Regions from separate parts of the Homo sapiens genome. Here region 1 is linked to region 2. A link is an interaction called in ENCODE POLR2A ChIA-PET data of the cell type or tissue named here. Cell type or tissue: PC-9. All regions are shown on one strand. Links, peaks and the distances in the headings refer to the core of each region. The heading gives the core; the rest is flanking DNA.

Region 1 (2,917 bases), core at 174-2,673, 75 kb before region 2:
CTGAGGTTGTCCCTTTCTGCGTGATAGAGGATCTTGAAGTGAGCAGTCAAGGGAATATGTCTGCATACCCCAACTGACTTGGTCATGTATTACCAAAGCCCAGGCTGGTAACTCCAGAATACACTGTGGCTACTGGGATGACTGATGATTTGCATTTCAAATGGAGCAGCATTTGAATGCTACCACATTTATAAAAGGATGGTGCAGGCCTTTTTTTTCGCCCCCTGAACACATGCTTTTTCTCCATCATTCATTACTGTCTGTCTTTTCTACTAGAATGTAAGATCCATGAGGGGGAGGAACCTTAAATAATTGGTTTACCACTGGTAACCCCAATGCCTACACAGTAGATTCTGAATAAAGTTTTGTGAACTAAATGAATGAATGAATGAAGTCAGACCTAGCTGATAAGCCTGAACCTATCTCCTTTCATTTAGATCTCATTGGCAACTGAGATACCAGCCATTCTTAAAGAACAGGCAGAGGGAGAAACTAATACTGTAGGTCATAGGTCCCAGGTGCCATGTTTCACTGCGTTCTGTCATTTAAACATCACAACTGATTATCATCATCTCCATTTTACTGGTAAAGAACCTGAGGAGTAGAGAAGTTAACTGCCTACTGCCACACAACCTAAAAAGGCCAGATATAAAATATCTTTAAAAACTTTTAATTTTAATTTAATTTTATTATTTTTGAGACAGAGTCTCACTCTGTTGCCCAGGCTGGAGTGCAGTGGTGTGATCTCAGCTCACTGCAATTTCTGCCTCCCAGGTTCAAGTGATTCTCCTAGCTCAGCCTCCTGAGTAGCTGGGACTACAGGCACGTGCCACCATGCCCAGCTAATTTTTGTGTTTTTAGTAGAGACAGGGTTTCACCCTGTTGGCCAGGCTGGTCTCAAACTCCTGACCTCAGGTGATCCACCCACCTCGGCTTCCCAAAGTGCTGAGATTACAGGCGTGAGCCACTGTGCCCAGCCAATTTGTTTTTTAATTGATACATAATATTTTTACATCATTATGGGGTACATGCAATATTTTGTTATATGCACAGAATGTGTAATGATCAAGTCAGAGGATTTAGGGTATCCATCACCTGGAGTATTTATCATTTCTATATGCTGGGGACATTTCAAATCCTCTCTTTTAGCTATTTTGAAATATACAATACATTATTGTTAGCTATAGTCAGGATCCTAACTCAGCTGTATCTCGGGTCTGTCTGACCTCAAGGCCTATGTTTGTTCAAATGCCAAGAAGTCTTTCTTCATTTTCCATAGTGGATTTGCACTTTCCTTCTTTTGATCTTTCAATTACAGTTATTTTTTCATATCTCTCCTGTTGAATTGTAAACTGCTTAAGGGCAGAGACTACATTTTATTAATCTCTGCATCCCTGTATAATGCCTAGTATGACGCCTGGAGGAAAGCAAATAACCAACAATATTTACTGAATGGAATGGAACTGAGTCTAGGATCACAAGGTGTAACAGAAAAGGGACATCCATGTGTGAGCTGTGTCAAGCACGAGAGAGTTATTTTCAACAAACCTGGAATGTCTACTTCCCCCAGTGACACACTACTGGGCAATGCTCACCTGTCTCTGTTCTTGACGGACAGGTTCTGCTCCACTCCTTCCATTAGGTTTCTGAAGCACTGGGCAAGGACCTCCTGCTTGGGGAGGGGCTGGCTGTTTATCAAACTTGCTCTCAGTTCACTGAAATACTGATGGGAGACAGAATAGTGTCAGAGCTCCGACTCCAAGTCCCGCCTGAAGACAGCTGGCAGGGGATGGATAGAGCAGCTCTCATCTACTCAGGGCTCACTAATGCTCAGAGGAGTTTTTGTCTAGGTCCACTTTGAACTTTAAGCCCTTAGAGAAAATCCATGCCATAGAGACACTCCTAGTTATCAATTCTATGATGCCTTCCATAAAATGTCTTGCTGTAATTGTTCTAGTGTCACTGCTTAGGCTGATGAAGTCCTTGCCTCCTCTGTGGGGGACTGAATGCATGCTTTTCCTGACTCTCATCTCTACTAACCACAGAAAGACTGAAATGGGAGGGGCCCCCAGACTGAAGAAAATAACTAAAAATGCCCAGGGAGCATTTTAAGTGACTGAAGGCAAGGCCAAGGGTCTTTCCTCAGGCCTTATCATCTTTCCTGGCTTCAGTGAGTCACTCCTTAAATGACTTTGGGCTTTTTTCCAAGTCTCTGTCCTTGGGGGTTAGAATGGGTTTACTCCTCTGAGGTGGGGTACTAGAGGGGCGTGCTTTAGTTTGGGGAGAGCTTTGTGGCACTAAGGAAAATGTCTGTCAGGCCTGCTCACAAACACCTGCACAGCCTTTTCTTCTCTGCTGAGGACTGTGGGCTTTTATACACACACAAGTTCTGATACTAAACACAGCTCCTAATCATTGGAAACAGCCTAATTTCAGCACAAAGACAACATTTTGCCAGTCATGCATTTATTCTTCCCAGCCCCAAAAGCATGATATTTAATTTCCATCATACATTAAAACAGCTTACATCAAAAAACACACATAATTAATATGTAGTCAGACTAATACTTAAATACTATATATCAGAGGCATTATACTTAAACCACAATGTCTTACTGAACAAGATTGGGAATGCACAAAACTACTTATTTTTCCCTTTTATAATGATGCAGTGACTCACACCAAATAGAAAATTATTAGTTTTTCATCCTAAACTGTGAAATATTGCCTCCATCAGTAAAGTATAATATTGTGATGTCATAAGCTTTTTCTAAACACTGAATTTGCCCTTATTCCCTCTCAATCATTTTAAAAGAACTGCTCTCTTTTATAGAGCTTGGATTTAAATCACAATAACACCGAGGGAAGATGAATGACAGTGCTACTGAATGTGGCTAAAATTGGATACTTCAGCACA
Region 2 (2,917 bases), core at 169-2,668:
TTGAATAGGACAATCTTTCCTGTAGAACTCTGCTTCTAGAGGCGCAGTACCCAAAAGTTCTTCATAATGAAATATTTACTGCTCTTTACAAGGATATTTTCCCACAATTCAGTGACATTCTGCTTTAAGCATTCCTTGGTTCAACATAGCAAACTCCCTGATGTAACTTTGAGCAATTTTGAATATGCTGTAACTTTTCAATATTCTACCTAGTGTATTCCCTCATCTACTGACACTGCAATTTTATCCAAAAGAAATTCATCAAGTTGGTCAGGCATGATTTAGTCAAAGGCATGCTGCTTACTTCTCCTGATGCCAATATGATAGCTAACTGGCTTTTTGCACTTGTATTACCGACTTCACAAATTCATAAAGATATGAAAGTTCAAAAGAACAAAATAACTAACATCTTTCTTTCCTCTAAAGAGATAAAACTATATTGCAGAGGCACATATGGAAAAGGACACTCACCATAAGTGCAAACCATTTTACTAGCTTCTCTGAAGAGAAGAATTCCATTAGGAGATGATACATCAAAATTCAAACGCTGGGATCTAAGAAATATAGAAAAAAATTGCCTATATGTGAAGATAAAGAAACCAAACACAGATTTAAAATGCCTAGGATTTTCATTTATAAGAAGTAGCAGCAGTACAATTGTCTCTTAAAGTTCCACTCCATTTTATAAACAACTGTTGATAAAATACGTATGCTAATTTCTTCACTCTAAAGATAGTAGGACAATTAAGAAGAATTATTTTCATTTATTTGCTAATTCAAAGAGTTCATTTTTTATCTGTCAAAACAATATCCTGACATTCTTTATCACAGATTTCTTGCCCCTTCTTTCATGCCAACTGGATGATGGATAATAATAAAACACCCCAGGTGTCTAAGTTTAGACAAATACTTGGATAATGATATATATTTCCATTTGAGATTTCCTACAGTGCCTGATACACATTTTTAAAACAAATTCTAAAGTGATGAGTAGGAAATCTGGTACTTTTAAAATACTGCACATATGTGTAAAGAATTACCTGACACTTCAGGCATATTTCAAACACATTACAGTTTCCACTGCATACAACTTCAGTAAAGAGAAACAAATCTCATAAGTTCACCTATGAGTAGCAATTCTACTTTCCTGGTTCCTACTGGGGTTGGGCAAGTGTGAACAGGGTAAAGAACTAACATGACCTCCTGACATATTTGATTTTTAAACAATTGCTTTGGCTTTTAAGAAGAAGTGGCATTTTGAAAAAAGGATTAGCAAAACAAAAACTACCAAAAAGCAAGACATTGCTAAAGACCTGTTTACCAAGAATAAAACAAATTTTTGCTTTTCCATGCTTTTTAAAAATGCTTTAGTATTAAGTACAATGATTACCTATTAGAAATATTATTATGAACATGATTGCTGGCATACAAGTTCTGATTAAAGAAATGCATATACATAATTTGCATTAAATTCTAGAGAAATATAGAAAAGATAACATTTTCCAAAATAACAAAATTTCACAAGGTAATTCTTAGGACAATTGTGCTAGATAAGAATCATTTGGACCAGGCGCGGTGGCTCATGTTTGTAATCCCAGCACTTTGGGAAGCCGAGATGGGTGGATCACCTGAGGTCAGGAGTTCAAGACCAGCCTGGCCAATATGGCGAAACCCTGTCTCTCCTGAAAACACAAAAATTAGCCAGGTGTGGTGGCATGTGCCTGTATCCCAGTTATTCAGGAGGCTGAGGCAGGAGAATCACTTGAACCTGGGAGGTGGAGGTTGCAATGAGTCGAGATAGGGCCACTGCGCTCCAGCCTGGGCAACAAGGTGAGACTCTGTCTCAAAAAAAAAAAAAAAAAAAAAAAAAGAATCATCTGGGGAGGGACCAAGATGGCCAAATAGGAACAGCTACGGTCTGCAGCTCCCAGCGAGACCAATGCAGAAGGCGGGTGGGTCTCTGACTCCCGAGTAGCCTAACCGGGAGGCACCTCCCAGTAGGGGGGTGACTGACACCTCATAAGGCCGGGTGCCCCTCTGAGACAAAGCTTCCCAGAGGAAAGATTAGGCAGCAACATTTGCTGTTCTGCAGCCTCCACTGGTGATACCCAGGCAAACAGGATCTGGAGTGGACCTCCAGCAAACTGCAGCAGACCTGCAGAAGGGCCTGTTAGAAGAAAAACTAACAAACAGAAAGCAACAACATCAACATCAACATAAAGGACCCCCATACAAAAACTCCATTTAAAGGTCATCAGCCTCAAAGATTGAAGGTAGATAAATACACGAAGATGAGGAAAAACCAGCACAAAAAACACTGAAAATTCCAAAAACCAGAATGCCTCTTCTCCTCCAAATGATCACAGCTCCTCTCCAGCAAGGGCACAAAACTGGACGGAGAATGAGTTTGATGAATTGACAGAAGTAGGCTTCAGAAGGTGGGTAATAACAAACTCCTCCAAGCTAAAGGAGCATGTTCTAACCCAATGCAAGGAAGCTATGAACACTGATAAAAGGTTAGAGGAGCTGCTAACTAGAATAATCTGTTTAGAGAAGAACATAAATGACCTGATGGAGCTGAAAAACACAGCATGAGAACTTTGTGAAGCATACACAAGTATCAATAGCCAAATCGATCAAGCAGAAGAAAGGATATCAGAGACTGAAGATCAACTTAATGAAATAAAGTATGAAGACAAGATTGGAGAAAAAAGAATGAAAAGGAAAGAACAAAGCCTCCAAGAAAAATGGGACTATGTGAAAAGACCAAACCTGCCATTGACTGCTGTACCTGAAAGTGATGAGGAGAATGGAACCAAGTTGGAAAACACATTTCAGGATATTATCCAAAAGAACTTCCCCAACCTAGCAAGACAGGCCAACATTCAAATTCAGGAAATACAGAGAACACCACTAA

The links. Peaks named below come from ENCODE experiments on the same cell type or tissue, not always from the same donor. Only the 100,000 strongest peaks of a DNase experiment are listed, where the experiment ranks them.
Region 1: POLR2A ChIA-PET joins it to region 2 with 35 read pairs; 3 of 35 experiments call an interaction of 5 or more read pairs at or near these places.

The regions. Positions count from the first base shown.
Region 1 is chr5:171,294,693-171,297,609 of GRCh38, reverse strand. It overlaps RANBP17 (RAN binding protein 17), which reads right to left. Exons shown (of 28, transcript NM_022897.5): 27 at 1,596-1,723. Among named protein-coding and RNA genes, the nearest start is that of TLX3, 13 kb to the left of the region's middle. RefSeq lists an enhancer at 2,874-2,917. In PC-9, for the core only: no CTCF peak of the experiment used is centred there; DNase peaks (open chromatin) are centred at 1,599 and 2,149; H3K27ac peaks cover 1,420 bases.
Region 2 is chr5:171,219,395-171,222,311 of GRCh38, reverse strand. It overlaps RANBP17 (RAN binding protein 17), which reads right to left. Exons shown (of 28, transcript NM_022897.5): 22 at 472-554. Among named protein-coding and RNA genes, the nearest start is that of TLX3, 88 kb to the left of the region's middle. In PC-9, for the core only: no CTCF peak of the experiment used is centred there; no DNase peak of the experiment used is centred there.